4 separate regions of the Homo sapiens genome follow, and regions 2, 3 and 4 are each linked to region 1. Evidence: chromatin loops called from intact Hi-C (ENCODE). Cell type or tissue: IMR-90. All regions are shown on one strand.

Region 1 (5,000 bases):
GGGGAATCTGTGCCACGAACGGGCTGGGCTCCTGTGGCTGGACAGGGTTTTCTAGACTATGAAATGTTTTCAAGAGTCTTCACCTAAATGTTCAGCACTGCCTTTTATGCCTACATAGTACCTACAATCTGACATGTACAAACTTGTGAGTTCCCACATCCACACAAAAATGTTTTGTCCTAGACAAAAGATGGCAGCCTGTGAATTGAGGTAGCTGGTGACTTAGGCTGAGGTGATGTGAAGGAGAGAAGCGAAGACTCTGGTTTGAGGATTAGGGCCCTAAGGTCTTTATGATGGTGGGAATAAAGGAAGAGCCTGAAAGAGATAAGTGGCCCCCTCATCAACACTAGAGACTGTCACTGCCGCCTACCCTGAGGGGTTTGCTTGGAGGTAGAGCCCTCTGAGGCTTTAAGTTTGAGGTGGCTAGGGTTTTTTATGTAGTAATTAATGGTTTTCTCTACCCTATTCCTACAGGAATCCTCTAAATTGAACTTCCAGTTCCATACTGCTAGACTGTCGTGGGATTTGTGGTGGGTGAAGCAATGATGGCATCTGTTAGTTTTGGGACATAATCACAGCTTCTGGACATGGCACTTGAGGGGCACCCATGAAAACCATCCAGATTCAAAGACTCAAAAGTCGAAGGGCCCTCAGAGTTGTCCCATTCAATCTCTCAGCCAGGGAAATGTTCTCCTACAAGGAGGCTGACTCACCATCCAGCTTCACACTCCATGTCATGTGGAAGCCATTGGTCATCAGGTAAAAGTTCTTCACATCTTCAGGCATCACACAGTTATTCTTCTAGAATCACAAAGCAGCTAAGTGTTAGGTAAGGGCTGGGAAAGAGGGTACAGGGCTATGGCTTAAGGCACTGGGGACACGTTTAGCATGTTATACGTCCCTGAAATAGGAAGGCTCTGATAGTCACCTACAAAACTCTATTAGAGAGGCACTGGGGTCTTGCAAGCAGAGTTCCAGTTTGCCTTTTTTTTCTTCAGCAGCTAATGCAAACCAGGTACCTGCTCTGCCATGATAATGCCTCAATGGGCAGCCACCTGGCAAAGGAGCTCAAAGGGAACAAGCTGAAGAGGAGACAGGGGAACATGGCAAGAGGGGAAGTCCTAGGTAAAGTCTGACAATGTTCAAGCAAAGCAATCACTGCCGTACATATCAGACCCATGGTCATATATTATTTTCTGAAACAAATTATTGGACAAATGAGAGCATCTTAAAAGTGAAGAGTGCCTGTAATCCCAGCACTTTGGGAGGCCGAGGTGGGCGGGTCACGAGATCAGGAGATGGAGACCATCTTGGCTAACATGGTGAAACCCCATCTCTACTAAAAATACAAAAAATTAGCAGGGTGTGGTGGCGGGCGCCTGTAGTCCCAGCTACTCGGGAGGCTGAGGCAGGAGAATGGCATGAACCTGGGAGGCGGAGCTTGCAGTGAGCCGAGATTGTGCCACTGTACTCCAGCCTGGGTGACAAAGAGAGACTCCATCTCAAAAAAAAAACAAAGTGAAGAGTATATCATTTCCAGAAAACTTATGCAATGTCTAAGTTCTGACAGCTCTTAGAAGGTAACCATATATACTCAAATATTTCACATATCCATGGATATGAAATCATCCAAACCGTTGCTGGAGAGAACAAAGAAGAAACTTAGTATCCCTTCAGGAGATACCAGGAACAAGCCCTACATTCTAAGTAACTCACATCTGTGTGTGTGTATGACCAGTCTTCCCTAGCCAACTCAAATCCCTGGAATGTGCAAAGGATGAGTTCTCCAATTCATTTCCTGGGCCCCCTAGAGTGACTTCTTGATGTAGTTACAGAGGCAAAGAGGCAACATGTTAATAACTATCCAAGCTTGTGGCTTACTGGACCCTTCTGAGATGTGATACCGACAACTGCTTATGTCAGGACTGCATTAGGTCATCCTGTCAGTCAGTTCTAGGTACCCAATGCATGGGAAAGCATCATGTAGAAGGACGATTTGAGTTCACTTCCCAACTCTGCCAGTAGCTGAGTGACGAACACATCACTCTGTGAATCTAGGTTCAAGAATAAACTCTAAGACTTAATATACAGAACACTGGCAGTACGAGGGGGTGTGAGTTTGACAGGAAGAGAGGAGACTAGGAAATTATTATTATTCACAGCCACAGCATCTTCAGGAACTATAGATAAAGAGAAAGCTTCAAGCTTGCCGGAGATTTTAAGCATGTTTTTAGATTATTAAATGGACAACAGCTGTCATTTTAATGAAACAGGTTTTAAATTTCTTTTATTTATGAACTAAAATGTATGTTCTGATCAAGTTTTGTTTTTTCTGTGTCCATTATTTAGTACCCAGTCTCATAAATGTGAAATTTAAGAGACTCAGACTCCTTGGACTAATTTGTTTTCCTATTATTAGGAGTAATGGGCTTGCTCCTAGTGCCTCCTGTGTGGCCACATTATCTGTGCTTTCAGAAGAAAAAATGCACTTGCAGAATGCCTTTCTCCCACTCCTAAAACCCTGGTACAGGAAGCCTACAGTTACCAGTGTTCTGCAAGGTCCTTGCTCCTCTCGTCGCCCCAAAAGGACAGCATTGCTCTGACATTTTGATCACTAGTGCCATCTAGTGGTGAAGACAAGGAAACTACTGTCTATCCGCCTTTCTTAATGGGGATTCCATGAGATCCAGGCTGAGGGCAGGTGGACTATTTGGCATTGTTCATATGTAAGACAGGCTGAATAATTCCAGTAATTAATAGTAATTATAACATTTGTTATGGTATTTATTTCACCCAAGAAATAAGTTTTGGTATTATTTTATACCAATATTTTTTACAATTATTCAAAATTCATACAAATAGAAAAAAATCTGTGAAATCAAATATTTAACACACATTTCAAATACTAATATACATAAAAATATTCAAGTAAACCAAATTCATGAAAAACATCAATCCCTCACTGTCATTCTAATTTAAACGACTAGCGGCCCTGACTCTGCTGCTTTTTGCTGCAGACCCTTCTGCCCCAAGCACCCCTGGGGCAGTTGCTGGGCCTGCAGTTCTCCAGCCTTCCTACTGCATGTAGCTCTTCTGAGTGGGGCAAATCCAGGAAGAAAGGTTCACAACCAAAATTTAAATGACCACATACTTGCTTCAGTCCTTTAAGGTTGGAGAGAAAAGTAAACAACCTCTCCTAATTTTAACGTATCTCACCATTTTTTTTTTCTGGCCAGTGACTCAGTTACTGCCGTTTTAAAATTTCTGTTCTAACCAACCTGAAAAGAGTTTGCTTTTCCACAGGGAGCAATCTGCCCACATCAGAGGGCTTCTTCCCACACAGATCCATGCCCAGGCTATATTTTGGGGGGTGTGATAGGAGGGCAGGGAGGAGGAAGATCGGCAGAAAGTGAATGGAGGAGGGTAATATCAGGATTGGAGAGAGGGTCTGGGGAGAAAGCCAACAAGGGAGAGTAACAACGACTGGTATCTGAACTAACAGCTGATTGCATCAAGATGGTATCTGCAATCTCTAGCCCAGTGGTGATTCTGTCACATAGTTCCTAATTTTTAATCTTTCTTTTCTTCTCCTGAGATAATCTACAATGGTTTATTTAAGCTACTTTAGAAAGAGTCCATCACAAGCTCTGTTACTACTTCATCAGATGAAGGACCTGAGCCACTTTTTTGTTTTGGGAGCTATCAACAAGATTCCAGAAAACCAATAGCACTGGGCCTCAAGGGAAGGGCTAGGGGCTGTCCATTGCCTTCTACTCACCTTTTCTACTCCTGGACAATCCTGCACCCCATTATTCCCCTCACTTTTAGAGGCCACTTCCCAACTAGGGAGCAGATGCAGGATCAGGTCAGCATAGGGCCCAAAGGACAGAAATCAATGTCTCTGTAGGTGCTGGTCCATGCTGAGCTGGCTCTCTGGCTGGTCTGCAACCATGGCCAGGTGAAGAGCTGCCCAGGACGTCCATCAAGGAGCATGAGAACATTGCTGGAAATTGTGGCAATGAGCACAACGGCATCTCCTGAAACTCTTCTCAGGGAGGACATTCCATGAAGTGGAGGAAAACCTGGATGAGCTGTGGAGGGATGGTGTGAGATCCCCAAGAGAATTCCCAAATATATTCTCAAACTCCCACCTTAGGAGAGGTGGAGGGCTTGGTTAACTGAACCCTTTTGTTTTGTTGAGTAGGGTATGAGAGTTTGGGGCCAGAGCTGCATTGCTTAACAGCCAAAGGAAAGGTAGCATACTTTTTCCAAAATCCTTTCTCCACAGAACCATTAGTCTCCCTCTAAAAATACGTGAAGAAAAAAATATATAAATATTGGCCTGTCTAGAGGCACCACAAGTCTTGGTGAAGCTGTGTGTCTGACAGAGCTCATATGAGGCAACCTTCAGAAGAGTAATACCCTCAAGTTTATATAATCATCAAAATTCTACCACTGGGGGAATTAGTGGGGGAAGCCTTTGCATCTACAGCTGCTCTGCTTCAGAGATGGTGGGTGTGGTAGCCTGAGTCTCAGGAATGCAATTAAGGATTGCTTGTGGAAAAGAAGTTAGGCAACCTTGGGAAGGCTCGACACTCTTTCTGACTTTTGCGTTTTATCTAATTCACTTACTCATTTCACATTTATTAAGTATCTATTATGGGATAAATACTGTGTGGGGCACTAGAAACAGAAAGAGAAATGAGGGAAGGGGCAGAGAAGGCTGTGTCAGACACATGGATTGCTTATTCAAATCCACCTTCCTTTTTCTCCTTGGCAGAACCTTCATTTTGTCTGAGATGGCAATGTGTCCTATTAAATACTTGTTTTCAGAACCTCCTGCAATTACTGCTGGACATTAAAATGTAAACACAAGTCCAAAACAGAAGGTTTCTAAGAAAACTTTCACTGTCCTGTTAAAAGGTGACAGATATGCCTGGCCACATCCCTTACCTCTTTTTTGTTTTTTGAGCTTGGAAATGATAGCTCAGACTGTAGCA
Region 2 (5,000 bases), 710 kb before region 1:
CTGGTGGTCTTTGGCTGGAAGGCATTGACATACTGAACACCTAATATAAGCCAGGCACTAGGGATAGGGCAATGAATAAAACAAACAAAAATCTGTGTCTCCGTCAGAGCTTCTGTGGAAGTGAAGAGTGAACCAGGTGAAAGCATAATATGGTGTGTTAGTTGTGCTATGTGCCATGTGGAAAAGTAATGTCGAGGAAGGAATATGGCTGTTGGGATTTTGGTTCACTAGGAACAGGCTTACTAAGGTGCCACTCTGAGATCTGAGGGAGGGGACATGTGACCCGTGCAGCTATTTCGGGGTGTTCAAAGAGCGAATGGCCAATACAAAGGCCCTAGGACAGGAAGGTGCCTGGGGTGGCTCAGGAGCAGCACGGAGAACTCCTGTGGCTGGAGTGGGTGATCAAAGAGGAGAGGAGTAGGAGACAGTAAGATGGGGCGTGAGGAGAGAACAATGATCAAATAGGGTCTTATAAACCACTGCCAGGATTTTGGCTTTTACTTTGCATAAGTGAGATGGGAAGTTGTTGCAAAGCGTTGAACAGAAAAATCACGTGGTTTCTTCTTCTTTCTTTCTTTTTTTCCTTTTCTTTCTTTCTGTTTTTTTTTTTTTTTTTTTTTGACAGAGTCTTGCTCTGTCACCTAGGCTGGAGCACAGTGGCATGATCTTGGCTCACTGCAGCCTCCGCCTCCCGGGTTCGAGTGACTCTCATGCCTCAGCCTCCTCAGTAGCTGGGATTACAAACACATGCCACTATGTCCACCTAATTTTTGTATTTTTAGTAGAGACAGGATTTTGTCACATTGGCCAGGCTGGTTTCAAACTCCTGACCTCAAGCGATCCTCCCACCTCAGCCTCCTAAAGTGCCGGGATTACAGGCGTGAGCCACTGTGCCCGGCCCAACATTTTTTTTTTTTTGTAAAATATCTTTCTAGCACACTACATTGTTTATCTATTTAACTTACTTCTTGTCCGCCTATTCTTTTTTTTATTTTTTTTGTAAAGACAGGGTCTCGCTATGTTGACCAGGCTGGTCTTGAACTCCTGGCCTCAAGCAATCCTCCTACCTCTGCCTCCCCAAAGTGCTGGGATTACAGGAGTGAGCTACTGACCCCAGCCTCTCTGCCTATTCTTACTAGAATAAACGTTCAATGAGAGCAAGGATTTGGGTCTATTTTTCTAATTAACAAACACTGCACAGAACAGTGTCTGGTTATAGTAGGGGCTCAATAAGTACTTGTTGAATGAATAGTTTTTGGATCCATTGTGACTTTTGTCTCACATCCATGAGCATGCTCCTTTGGCAGTGTTTCTCTAAAATGATCAGGGGATGTTCCAGCCAAATTCTGGAATAGTAGGATGTTTCTCCTTTGTTCAAACCCTGGCATTTTATGGTGCAGCCCAGCAAGCCTAGCCTGTTTGGCAGGCATATCAGCCACTTCATGCCTCCCTATCCAGAACCTTGTACTTTTCCTGCGAAGAAGAAAATCTACAGTCAGCCAACCCCTCGTAGCTCAGGATATGTGCTGTATCTCTAACAGTGGAATCACACATCTCATAGGAAATGGAGAAAAAGGACATCAGACATCCGACTGCAAAATCTCTTTTAAGAAAGGATGTCCCCAATAAAAGAACAAAGAAAGGAAGGAAGGAAAGAAGGAAGGAAGGCAGGAAGGCCCAGCTTGGGCAACATAGCAAGGTCTCATCTCTACTAATATATACATAAATAAATAAAACCGGCATGGTGGCGTGCACCTGTAGTCCCAGCTACTCAGAAGGCTGATGTGGGAGGATTAATTGAGTCTAGGAGTTTGAGGTTGTAGTGAGCTATGATTGTGCCACCTGCACGCTAGCCTGGACAACAGAGTGAGACCTTGTTTAAAAAAAAGGAAAAGTAAAGATGCCAAACTTGAACTCCCAAATTTTCAACTTTGGAGACCGTAGACAGGAGTTTAAGTTTCTTCTGTGGCATCAACTAGCTCTAGGACTTTAACCAAACCAATTAACCTCTCCAAACTTCGTTTTAGTCATCTGCAATATGAAACTAATAAGGCCTATATAGTAAGGCTGTTATGAGGATTGGGTAGAATTATGTAGAGGACTATAGTAGACCTTAGTAAATGCTATTTTTTCTTACTTCATAATCTCTTCCCATTTGCCAAATGTTTTCGGCTAAGATGAAGTGGGAGTAAAAATTAGCTGGGCGTGGTGGTGAGTGCCTGTAATCCCGGCTACTCAGGAGGCTGAGGCAGGAAAGTCACTTGAACCCGGGAGGCGGAGGTTGCAGTGAGCCGAGATCATGCCATTGCGCTCCAGCCTGGGCAACAAGAGCGAAACAGCGAAACTCCGTCTCAAAAATAAATAAATAAATAAATAAATAAATAAATAAATAAATAAATAAAGGACAACTGTGATATCTATTCTTTTGTATCTGGCTTTTCCCACTTAGCATATGTTTTCAAGGTTCATCCATGTTGTAGATAATTTTTTGTCTACAACGTTTTTGGAGATAAATTTGTTTTGTCTACAATTTTTTGTAGACAATTTTTAAATTGCATTTTCTTGTATGAGTGAGATTGAAATCCTGTAATATGTAAGCTTTTATATGATAAAAAGCCATTTGCGTCTTTCTCCATGACCACTTAATTCATGTTTGTAGTCCATTCCTCCTATCCAAGAATAGGAAATAACTTTACATGTACTCAAATATTTTGGCCCATCAGCAGCATTTGAGTTTCTCTTCACATACTTCTTGCACAGTTATGTTAAATAAAACTAGTTCTTTAAATTTACACCAAAAAAATAGCTAGTAATTGAACACTAGTAGCATCATTTCTAAATTAGTCATCTTCTCAATTTGTAAAATTTGAAGTTGTGTTAAAATTCCACAAGGTGGCAGACTGGTTCTACTAAGTTGGGCTTACTGCATGGGTTTAAATAACATCCTAAATGTGTTATATGCATTCAATGGAATAGTATTTAGCTTTAAAAAAGTGATATTCTGACACATGCTTCAACATAAATGAAAAAACTTTGATAAGATTATATTAAGTGAAATAAGCCAGTTACAAAAGGACACATATTGTATGTTCCACTTAAATGTGTAGTCAAAATCAGAAAGACAAAGTAGAATGGTGTTTGGCTGGGAAAAGAAGAAATGGGGAGTTATTGTTTAATGGATCCACAGTTTCACTTTCAGAAGACATAAAAATTCTGAATATGGATGGTGGTGACGACTGCACAACAATGTTAGTGTACTTAATGCCACTAAATTGTACACTTAAGAATGATTAACAAGGTAAATTTTATGTTATTGTATATTTTACCACAATAAAAAAGATGGTAAAAAATAAGATTCAAGTAAAGAAATGTATAAAGAATACAAAAGTCTTCCACTGTACTGTGTATCCTTCCAAAATTTCTGTAAGTACACCCACACCCAGGTGTGGTGTGTACTCAATATTTTACACTGTATTGTTCAATCAAGAGAAATATCCACCTCATCCTTTTTTAGAAAAAAACTTAGGAAAAGTTACTTTTTTCCTATGCAGTAGAATTCTGTGAGATTCACTACATATAGATTTGTGTAACCACCACCAAAATCAGGATACAGAATGATTCCATTACCATCTCTCAACCCCTGCCCCCCAAAAATCAAACTCCTATGCTAGTATTTTACAGTCACAGCCTTCCCAAAATGAACCCTGGGCAACCACTGATCTTTTCTTCCTATCATATTATCTTCTCCAGAGTACCATATAAATGGAAACATGTAATATGTAACCTTTTGAGTCTGCCTTCTTTCACTTAGCAAAATCACCATGTATTCATGGAGGTTGTTGCCTGTGTCAGTAGTTTATTCTTCTCACTACTGGGTAGTATTGCACTACACAGATATACCACAGCATTATTTATCCATTCAACTGTTGAAAGACACTTGGGTGGTTTCCAGTTTCTGGTGATTGTGAATAAAGCTGCTATACAAGTTTTTGTGCAAATGTTAAGTTTTAATTAGTCTAGGGCAAATACACAGGAGAGGGATTGTTGGGTCATAATGTACCCATAATGTAGTTGTATATTTACCTTTGTAAGAAATTACCAAATTGTTTTCCATAGAGGCTGTACCATTTTGCATACCCACTACCAATGTATGAAAGTTTAGTTACTCCACATCCTTGCTGGATATTGATATTGTCAGAATTTTTAATTTTAGCCATTTTAGGAGGTGAATACTGACAGCTCATTATGGTGTTAATTTGCATTTCCTTAGTGATTTATGCTATTGAACTCTTTTCATGTGCCGCCATGTGTTCTCTTTGGTGACATATCTACATATCTATTCAAGTTTTTCCCACATTTTAAAGAACTAGGTTGTTTGTTTTCTCACCATTGTGTTATGAGAGTTGTTTTTATATTCTGAAAACAAGTTCTTGGTTGGATATGTGATTTACGAATATTTTTCTCCCAGTTCATAGTTTCTCTTTTCTATTCTGACAAAACAAAAATTTTCAATTTTTTTTTTTTTTTGGTGGAGGAGACAGGGTCTCACTCTGTTGCCCAAGCTGGAGCACAGTGGCACCAACATGGCTCACTGCAGCCTTGACCTCCTAGGCTCAAGGGATCCTCCTATCTCAGCCTCCTGAGTAGCTGGGCCCACAGGCACATGCCACCATGCTCAGCTAATTTTTTACTTTTTTATTTTTTGGCAGAGATGGAGTCTCACCATGCTGCTCAATTGCTCAGGCTGGTCTTGAACTCCGGGGCACAAGCAATCCTCCTACCTTGGCCTCCCGAAGTGCTGGGATTATAGGTGTGAGCTACTGCGCCTGCCCAAACATTTTCAATTTTTCTGAAACAAATTATCAACTTATTCTTTTATGGATTGTGCTTTTGGTTCAAGTTTGCCTAACCCCAGGTTAGGAAGATTTTTCTCCTATATTTTCTTCTAAAAGTGTTATGGTTCTATATTCATATCTATGATCCATTTTGGATAAAGTTTT
Region 3 (5,000 bases), 120 kb before region 1:
CCCCTTTATATCCAGTTATCAGTACACCAAGAAATAGAATATTTAAACTATATTATGAGGTCCAGTGTTGAAAACCATGATGTTAGGATTCTCCAAGAAAGTAAACAGTCCAGTGAGAGATGACTAACCACATAGTCTTAAACTTAGATTCAATTTGGAACCTAACCAGCAGGAACAGAAAAACAAAACATTAAAATTAAGAAAACAGCAGGAACAGAAAAACAAAACATAAAATTTGGGCATCTGTGGGTACAGACAAAAGAGAAGGAACAAAGCAGGAGCTTCAGTGATCCTAGAATAGAAACTGAGAATGTAATGGATGTGGAGAAGGAATCCTGGGTTGTCACTGTGGATGACAGTGTGGCGATTCCTCAGAGACCTAGAACCAGAAATGCCATTTGACCCAGCAATCCGATTACTGGGTATATACCCAAAGGAATATAAATCATTCTATCTTAAAGACATATGCATACGTATGTTCATTACAGCACTATTCACAATAGTAAAGACATGGAATCAACCCAAATGCCCATCAATTGATAGACTGGATAAAGAAAATATGGTACATATACACCATGGAATACTATGTAGCCATAAAAAGGAATGAGATCACATCCTTCGCAAGGACATGGATGGCACTGGAAGCCATCATTCTCAGCAAACTAATGCAGGAACAGAAAACCAAACACCACATGTTCTTACTCATAAGTGGGAGCTGAACAGTGAGAACACATGGACATAGGGAGGGGACCTGTGTCCATGTGTTCTCACTGTTCTGTGTGAGAACAACACACACTGGGGCCTGTCAGTGGGGGGATTGGGGAGGGAGAGCATCAGGATAAATAGCTAAGGCATGTTGGGCTTAATACTTAGGTGACGGGTTGATAGGTGCAGCAAACCACCCTGGCACACATTTACCTATGTAACAGACCTGCACACCCCTCATGTATCCTGGAAATAAAAAAAAAAAAAAAATCCTGGGTTGTGGAAGGAATATTCAGCTTGTGGAGTGCAACATAGAATGGCCAAGGAACTTAGATTTAATTCTTAAGATGGCTGTTATGAAGCTACCAGAGCTCAACTGGATGCTAATCACCTCCAAAAGCTATTGCTTGCTTGTTATTGCTGTATTTTATTTATGGATTTTTTAAAAACTTCTCTTTCCTCAGATACTTACATTCTTTCCAACAAGTAATTAGTAGTGTTTCTGGGTGAATCCAATAATCCTATGTTTTCTGCAATCCCTGTGATTGTATTGAAGATCGATTGTATTTAATAATTTTGAAGTACAGGCTTTAAACTTTTAAAAATTCAGCTACAACCATTTTACATTTCTGAGGCAGTGCCAGTCTTTCATGATATACTGTTTATAATTTATTGGTAATTTTCTGAGTATCTAATTCTGTTACTTTCTTTTCCTGTTTGTTTGTTCTACATATTTCCATTAGCCGAGATTATTTAGACAAAAGAGAGGAGCAAAGGCAAGCAAGAGAAGAAAGGTTTGTATATTTCTTCTTTCCCATTGTAACAAATGGCATGTGACTTTGCACTGTTAACCTAGCATGCAGAGAGACTGTCGATTAAAATATAACTGCTTCACCTAAAACCTTACATAGCTGGCATTTTGCAGAACAGAGTGTACTAGTTACCTAAATTTTCCAATAAAAGTATGGAGTTGTCATTTGGTGCCATCATGGTTAAGTGTGTCTATTCCTTCAAATGAGCACGTTTATGTTAGCATAATGACATAGGGCATATATTTGAAATACCCTGCACCACCACTGCTGAGCCTGGACTACATGTTCCTAATGCATGCTTTTATGTCACATGGTCAGCACTCCTTCAAGAAATATTTTAGTATCCACACTGTGCCAGGCAGCAGCTGGGGGCACTAGATATATCTGAGACTCTTTCTGGATGTGCCTGGTCACTTACCTGTCTCCCTACTGAACTGTACTCAGCTCCTCGATGGCAGGAACAATGCCTAGATTTCCTTTATTTCCCCAGTACCCACCACAGTGCTTGGCATGTAGTTGGGACTTAGGAATAATATATGGAATCAGTAAATGAGTAAATGAACCAACAGCTTTATTTAAAATATTCAAGCTGTAAACTACTTTATTTCTTTTTTTCATTTTAAAAACTACTTCATTTATGGTACGAATCTTTGTGGTTTGTGATGCTAACTAGAAAATGCATGAATACATTTTTAAATTTCTATCCACAGAATATTTGTATACAATTTTGTAAGAAAAACATATATGAGATACATTACTTTATAAGATTAAGAAGTATGTTATTAAAATGTTGCTGTAATATTCGAACCAGCCTAGGTCATATAACAGAGCAGCTCAAAACTCTGGTGTTGATCAGTAGTATATTTCAATGGCAACATGCTTTGAATCTCAATAAAAGATACAAAGATGTTCAGTGTCTAATAAATGCAGAGAAACAGTGGAAACTGGTTTTACAAGTAGACTGGCAAAAGACAAGTTTTCACCCCCAGCTCTTTATAGCCTGCAGTTGTCCCCTCTACCACCAGGTGGGGTGACTGCATGGAGAGATGGAAAGACTGCTTTTAACACCTTTTATGCTGGAGCCAGCTGGGAACCTAACAATTTCTGGACTGGGCCAATAAGAAGTAGAATTGTGCTAATTTTCTAAACACCAGCTAAATACATCAGGACAGTCTCTGAGGCAGGGAAGAGTGGAGACTGCCTGTCTTCAATTTAAGAATTAGATGCTTAGATCAACCTCTTAAATAAAATGATGGCATTACTTTGATTCCAACATTCTATTTGATTATTGTCATCCTAATAACCAGTTGTGGCTGGCAAATCTAGAGTGAAACATGCTGCTAAAGAAATAGGAAGCTTATATTTCTCACTAGTACCTGTTTTTTACATCAGAGGGCATCACATATACTTTCACTGAAAATGCGGTTGACTTCCTGCCCAGGCATAAGGAACTAAATTTTATTATTTTAGTTCTCCCCCCAGATTCTGTACTTATTTGAGCTTTCAACAACTTGACTGTTAGGTTAAGTCCACACAGACAAGGCTTGGCAGCTCCTGGGGAGGTGGTTTAAGTGCTGTGTCAAGATCTGAACTGGCTCAGCTGACTTCAAAATTTCCCCAAACCACGGAAGTCCAGCTCTTTCTGGATATTATTTACTGCTCTTTTTTGTCCAAACAAGACTTCACTTATGTCTGGCAAACTCGTAAGAGGAGGTTGCTGCTTCTCCTCTCTCCTCTGGTTCTGCCCATAGTCTTTGCTCCCAGGCTGCCCATCAGCCTGGACACAGGAGTGTGCTCCCCAGGCCCACTGTGGGATTCTTCCCTTGAAGCCACCTCTCTGTTTACACGGAGGTCTAGGGAAGCAGGCACGCATTTTCCTTTGGTTTGGCTCAGCCATTTTTCTTGTTAGTTTTCTTCTTGAATAACCTGGTGAAGATGGGAGTTAGGGGAAATATAGACTTTCATCCCTGTTTCAAAAGCTTTTAAGAGTTCCTACTAAGCCAGGAAAAAGTAAGATTTCCAAGTATAATGGAATTTGGAAATGGAAACTAGTAGAGATCAGAGGTGGGAAGTAGTACAGAAATAAGGAAAAGTAACTCTTCCAGATAGAGCAATGTGTGTTTGTCAAGTCCCACATCTCTTACCCTTAATGCAAGACTCAGAAAAAGACAGCCAGAGTCACAGCAGATGGTTTTTGAGGTTTGTATCATGTAACTGTAACAAGATGAATGTCATCTTATTTTGAGGTGTAGTGACCATCTGGATACATGTTATATTATTTCATATCATCTCACTCCATAATTTCAGACAAACTATGTTATTGGCAATGGTGCAGACCAGGAGTAAGTTTCTGTTGAGATGCTACTTCTCATCCTTTTAAGTATTAGAAGAAAGGCTTTATAGGATAATGATTGATTAAAATGACATTCACAAATAATTTAAAGGAGAAAAAAGAAGTGTGTGTAGTAAGGAATGAGCCAGGCTGGGGGTGTGTTGTGGGGTAGCACAGGAGGATACTTCTGTTTGGGTTTGTTAGTCTGAGGGAGACAGCAGGGCATGGAGAAGAAATGCTTTATAGCAAACAGGGGCTATGGGAACAAAGTGCAAAGAAAAGGTTGGAACTGGGCTAGGGTTTTGGAAATTGTGCATGAAAATGATCAATGAAGCAGTAAGAAAGGGTTCTGAGCCTTGCTTAGAAGGACTGAGAACAGGGCAGAAGTTAAAGGGAGCCAGAGTTTACTTTAATGTAAGTGAGAATTTCCAAATAGAAGTGTGGCAGGAAAAGTCATCAGTAAGTAGGTCTAGGTTAATCTAAAGTCAAGCAGAGTTTCTGTAGGGCCCTGTGAAAAGAGACTGAGCCGCAGTACCAGCCCTGCCACTGAGCTCTGGCGGATGTTGGAGTTCATCCCAGTGGTTTATTTGTCTCTCTCTCCCACTGAACTGTGAGCTCTGTGAGGGTGGGATTTTTCCTTGTTTATTATTAAATCGTGAGTGCCCACTACAGTTCTTGGCACATGACAGGCACTTGACAAACATTCAATAAATAAATGAAAAGATGAATGAACAAACAAATGATATAGGCAGAGGATAAACGGGAATGTTTGGATGAAGGCAGCAAAAGTAGGAAGTCTTTTCTTGGGGCTGTGGTTTGTGGATAGAAAGCCCGGTGCTTCCCACAGAGGAGGCTCTGTCGGTCTGTGGATTGAGTGTGGCTTCGCATGGCAGCAGGGATACGTGACAGTCATTGCATGGGCCGGTGGGTCCTCAGATCAAGTACTATTGGGCCCCATAGCACTTAAGTCATTGTCTAGGAAAAGGTCATGACATAGGTCCAGCTTCCTCCCCAAGAACTGCTGGAGGTTCTTCTGGGGCAGGAGGGGTCGCTAAGCTGTAACACCGTAAATGCCTGTGGCATGGCCGTCTCCGCGTACCAGCCCACCGCCTTCACCACTCTGGCCACTGCAGATGAACGCTGCTGCTGCT
Region 4 (5,000 bases), 52 kb before region 1:
CTTATGTCATTCGTTTTCAAAGTAAGATCAGTCAGGAATCCTCCCCACAGTTAAAAGCTGTGCTTTTTTTTTTTTTTTTTTTTTTTTTTTTGACTATAAAAAATTATCTCTTTTAAAAAGTGCTCTTAAAGTACTCCTCCACCATTTCTGTGAAAATCTGCTAAATAACAAGGAGCTAGGAGATGTAAAGTTCAGAACGTGTGGCTAGAAGAGGAACATGGAACCCATTTTGGTGTGTTGCATGTTGCTGATGACATTAAATGTTTGATTCTATTTTTGTCCTCTGTGATGTGGGTAAAGTTGGATGAAGACAAGTAAAATATAAAAGATAATGCCGCTTATCATAGAAAGACAAATGTACTGATTGGGGCATTGATTCAGAATTTTAATCATCATAACGGTGCTGTGTAACCAATCAGTTGACACATGGACCACCCATTGTGGGCATCTGAATAAACTGATGTGATTGCTCCAAGATACAATCTAATGGGCTCTTGCCAGTCCCTTGAATCACAGGACATCAGGGTGGAAAGAGTTCCCAGAGGACAGTGAATCCAGTAGGAGTTTCCCCATAGCACCCTGGGGAGCCCCTGCACACTTACATGTCTCCCCTGCTCCCGGGCTCTTTCCCCATCTCTCCTGTCTCAGCCCCAAGCCTACCTAGGTCTTGGGGGGCAGTGGATATTCAGATGACAGATGCTCAGTAAAGTGGAGGGTAAAGGGATGCATGACGATGCCAGAGACCAACGGAGGTACATAGTGCAGGTTCCTTTTTCTTAATGTGCCTTTACGAAACATAAAAACCAGGCTAGCATCTCACTTACCTCATCCATTACTGTAAGGTCAGTTCCAGGCAAAAGGCTGAAATTTTCTGGGAATCCTCCTTTAGTCACTATTTATTCTTTCTTGAACAGACTCAACGATAATAAAGTCATCTTTTTTGATATTGACAGGTCATATTTGGAACTTGTTGAAGGACTCTAGAGTGTGATTTTTTTTCATGGTTTGGATTGTTGCCCATGGATTTCTCCCATCTGTGCGTGCATTTGAGTAGCACATGGACTTCTGGCAATAGAGGGAATGGAATGAGGAAAGGATTAAGCCACAGGGCGTGCCATCATCTGGGCAGTTACACATTTCAACTGAACCCTAGTTAGGCAGATTTTTGCTGGGGGAGGAAGAAAACCAATTAGGAAGACCTCACTGAAGCCGCCCTATGTGCACAGACATGTGTGTATGTAGTCAGCCAAGCAGAGGGCACTTGGTTACTGCTCTCTAGAAGTCCACATTCCTGAGGGTCTGACTTACATGGAAGGCCAGACACATTAACTTAGCAATTTTGTTATAATTTTAAGAACCACGGGATAATCATTTCTCTTACCATCCACCTTTGTGTAAGCTCCTTGTTTTCTTGGAATTTTCTGGACCTTTAGGAAGTGCTCAGGTCACTTTTGTGCAGAAGGAGCCCTTTCTACAGCTCTACCCTGCACCCAAGCAGTTCTGAATTCCAGTGCCATCAGCCAAGAGTCTTCTGTATCCTTTCCTGAAATCTCAGTTCAGTAGGATCCACAGCCTCTTGGAAGACAGCAACCCAGGAAGCATGTTGGATCCACTTGGGCAAACTGTGGCCCACATTTTATTCATAGTATTATTTTTGAAAGTTTAAAAAAAGAGATTGCTTATTTTGTGGCTATGAGACACATACAAGCCGAATATGCTTATAGTTATGTGGACACATCAAAATTTCTTGCTAAATTCTTGAGATTTTTTACAGATCCCACTAATTTTTAAATTCTTTCTCTTAAAACATTTGGCTTTCCCAATCATAAACAGAGGTGAATGTTTCTAGAGTTTGATTCAAAAATATTTAAATTCCCATTAAAATCTGGACAGGATAGGCTTCGTCAGGATTCATTCTCAGCCTAGTCCATGTTTTTAATGGCCAAAGTGGCATCATTCATGTAGAAGGATTGCCCTCTGCTGGAACATTAGGATATTGTCCCTTAAGGAAAACTACAGCCTTGGGTTTTTCCAACTCAATTATTAAGGGCTCATTGTGCATCCAGCAGTGCCTGGGACACCAAGGAAGATGTGAGTATAAAGAAAAGCTTATATCCCAAGGACATCATAACCTGGTTAAAAATGGCATATACACAACTTAAACCACTGAAAACAAAGCCAGACAGTAGACTTAGAATCACGGACCCCCTGAACGTTGGAGCTAGAAGAGATTTTAGAGAAAACTGTTTGTAGTAAGTCACCTTGAATGTACATGCTGAATAAAATGAGGATGCAAGTGGTAACATTTAGAGATGAGAGGTCTGAGGGTAAAATCTGCAGCCCCCACGCACCAGCTCCTGAGTGCCTATCCCTCTTCTTCTCCCCGTTTCTGGGTATTCAGAAGGCTTCCTTTTCATCATCCAGGGGTCCTCCCAGGCCAGGATCACTGAGCAACTAATTCCTCATCCTGTGTACAAAGTTGGTCCTAGAGCAAATGGTGACATAGACAAGGCAACACGAGGCACCTACAGCCTTTCTGCCGCATTCACACTCGTGAGGTGGGCTGTGAGAACCCAGGCTGGTCAATCCCAGGCCTCCCACGTTGGAGGGCAGTGGTAATCCTGGGTGAGACCCTTAACCCTTCTCAATGCCAGCTTCCTCTTCTATAGAAAGGGAATGATGATTACTTTTAGGGATGTTGAGCGGGCCAATATTTTATATATGTAGCACCTTGAACATGTGTGAATTTCTGGAAAAATGCCAGCCATCCCAGGTTATATAAATAAACTGTAAGAATTTTTTAAAAGAGAGTAATGGAACAGGACTGTTGTCTCTTGTCACAATGCCATTTGGATGAGGCAGCGTGGAATGTTACGGACTGGAAGTGGTTTGTCATTTTAACTTCCAAAAGCATAGTTCATTCTCAAAACACTTCAATCTGATTTGCTGGCCTGGCCCTGTAACCTCACAGACACTCCTAAATTGAAAGTGTGTTTAATTTATGATCAAGAGATTGACATGACTTTTCACTCTCAATTTATGTTAGAAGAGAGATATTTTATTTAAAGTAACTTAAAGCAGTTTAGTGCTAAAGTAATTAAAAGTATGGAGAGTCAGTTCAGGTGGCTCCCATGAGAAACAGGTGAGATGTTAAAAATAAATTAATTTCATGCTCCTGAGGAGAGAGTAATGTGAACACGCTGCTGGAGCAGTTGTCTCACTTGTCCTGGCTGGCCTGCATATGGAAGGACCAGCGGTAGCCCAGAACCAGCAGCCTGGGCAGGGAGGGATCCTGCGCTCGGGATGGGATGGGAGGGCCGGCAGCTGACAGGCAGAGCCAAGCAAATGGAAGCCAGTCCACTTAGAGGGGCCTTGATGACTGTCAGGCCGTGATGGGTTCATAAGGATGTGGCCAGCCAAGCCATATGGTTCACAGAGCAGGACACTCTCAGCACGATGCACAGCTGCGAGTGACGTTGGTGGTGGTCAGGGAATCGAGTTAGCTGACTGTTACCTCAGGGACAGCCCCAGAAGATTGGCCCGGAGCCGTGTGAGTCCCTCTGGTCATGGGTGATCTTGGAGTTCACACAAGGAGTGTCCAGATGAGGACAAGAGGGTGGGGCCTGGCAGCTCCCAACTCAAGAGGATGTATCCTGGTTGTGGTGACCAGTTTATTTACTTGGAATTTTATGTGACATTGCGATGATCTTTTTGCTGACTTCTGTGCCTTCTAAGAATCCCTTCTGTCTTTTCCGTCCTGTCCTGTCCTGTCCTCTCGGGTAGACTGATGAGGAGGAGGAAGTTGAGGTATGACCATTTATGAACATGAAGAATGCCACATTTTACCACCTCATGTATGCTCTGGTCTAACCTAACATAATCAGCATGAAGTGTCAGCACCATTCAGTGCTTTAAACAATGCATGGACATTTTTCTGGTTGGTTTTCGTGTGATCACTAACCACCTGACAGGGGCTCTCATCATGCCACGTTTGCCAGGGACTGAAGGGTTAAATGCATTTTCCGAGCTGTCCCTGAGGCCCAGCTAATCAGTAACCATGTCACAAGTGGCAGGTTTAGCAGGTCTCTCCCTGCTGCTGGAAAAGTGGACAGAGAATTTTCCTTTGGCAACTTAAATATGAGAACTAGATTCTGGAATAACCACATGAAGAGTCCTGAAATCAAAGAGGAAGTGGGGCAGTGGCCAAGGGCCAGGCTAGAGTCTCTGTCCCCAGCCAGTAGGCAGCCTCTGATGTGTGACCATTTCCTCTGCTGGTGTTAATGGCTCCCATGGGCCAACGTCCATGCAGTGGCAGATGGCAGGGGCTCTTCCCTAGACCCTGGATGCAGGTGCGAGAACCAGAGACCAAGGGGGCTAATTGGCCCTGGAAAATAAGGAGAGAGCCGTGTAGATGCTACAAGCCACAGATTGTCCCCAACCCTGTTGCCATGCCTGAGACACTGGGTGACAAAGGAAGCCAGCAGTCTGTGGAGGTGTTCTTTGCAAATGTTAATCTGACTTTTTGTTCTTCATCCAGGTGTTCGGCATTGTGTACGTATGGTATTCCAGCATACCTCTTTTAAAATATATATGTCCTGACCTTTTGTTCAGTTAGAGAAAATCAGCATGAATTTATGTGTCTTGTTCTGTTTTGGGCCCTGATACCAATTCTTTTGGGGTCCCTGGCAAGCCACATATTCTTGAAGGGCCTCAGTTTCCTTTTCCATAAAAGCAAGGTGGGACTAGGTCTAGAAGAATTCTTCCCAACTCTTAACATGCTAGGATTCTGTGATTGAATCCCACTTTTGTAATTCTACCATCGTAAGTGATACTTAAGAAAAATTTAACTGCTTTCTGACACTAAGTAAAAAAATAAAGCTCAATATGCTTGGTTAACAAGGCATATTTCATTTCAATTCTTATATCAGGGCTTTGGTGTAAGAAACACATTTGGTTTTAGACCTTCCCAGAGCCAATGCCAGTTGCTCCTGACAGCCACC

The links. Hi-C counts contacts between places; a loop is a spot of excess contacts. Peaks named below come from ENCODE experiments on the same cell type or tissue, not always from the same donor. Only the 100,000 strongest peaks of a DNase experiment are listed, where the experiment ranks them.
Region 2: it touches region 1 in a loop (5-fold over the local background); 12 of 110 quality-filtered maps call a loop at or near these places.
Region 3: a loop joins it to region 1, with 7 times the contacts of the local background. A loop is called at or near these places in 49 of 110 quality-filtered maps.
Region 4: a loop joins it to region 1, with 6 times the contacts of the local background. A loop is called at or near these places in 16 of 110 quality-filtered maps.

What each region holds. Positions count from the first base shown.
Region 1 is chr18:36,807,134-36,812,133 of GRCh38, forward strand. It overlaps TPGS2 (tubulin polyglutamylase complex subunit 2), which reads right to left. Exons shown (of 7, transcript NM_015476.4): 3 at 714-801. Among named protein-coding and RNA genes, the nearest start is that of TPGS2, 19 kb to the right of the region's middle. In IMR-90, a CTCF peak has its summit at 2,625 (motif pointing left); DNase peaks (open chromatin) are centred at 1,768 and 2,598; H3K27ac peaks cover 743 bases.
Region 2 is chr18:36,093,220-36,098,219 of GRCh38, forward strand. No RefSeq gene overlaps it. Among named protein-coding and RNA genes, the nearest start is that of RPRD1A, 28 kb to the left of the region's middle. In IMR-90, a CTCF peak has its summit at 2,894 (motif pointing right); a DNase peak (open chromatin) is centred at 2,882; H3K27me3 peaks cover 234 bases.
Region 3 is chr18:36,685,680-36,690,679 of GRCh38, forward strand. It overlaps FHOD3 (formin homology 2 domain containing 3), which reads left to right. Exons shown (of 29, transcript NM_001281740.3): 16 at 1,449-1,499. Among named protein-coding and RNA genes, the nearest start is that of TPGS2, 140 kb to the right of the region's middle. In IMR-90, a CTCF peak has its summit at 2,541; a DNase peak (open chromatin) is centred at 2,562.
Region 4 is chr18:36,755,335-36,760,334 of GRCh38, forward strand. FHOD3 (formin homology 2 domain containing 3) reads left to right here. Exons shown (of 29, transcript NM_001281740.3): 26 at 3,784-3,807. Among named protein-coding and RNA genes, the nearest start is that of TPGS2, 71 kb to the right of the region's middle. In IMR-90, a CTCF peak has its summit at 1,974 (motif pointing left); a DNase peak (open chromatin) is centred at 1,957; H3K27ac peaks cover 893 bases.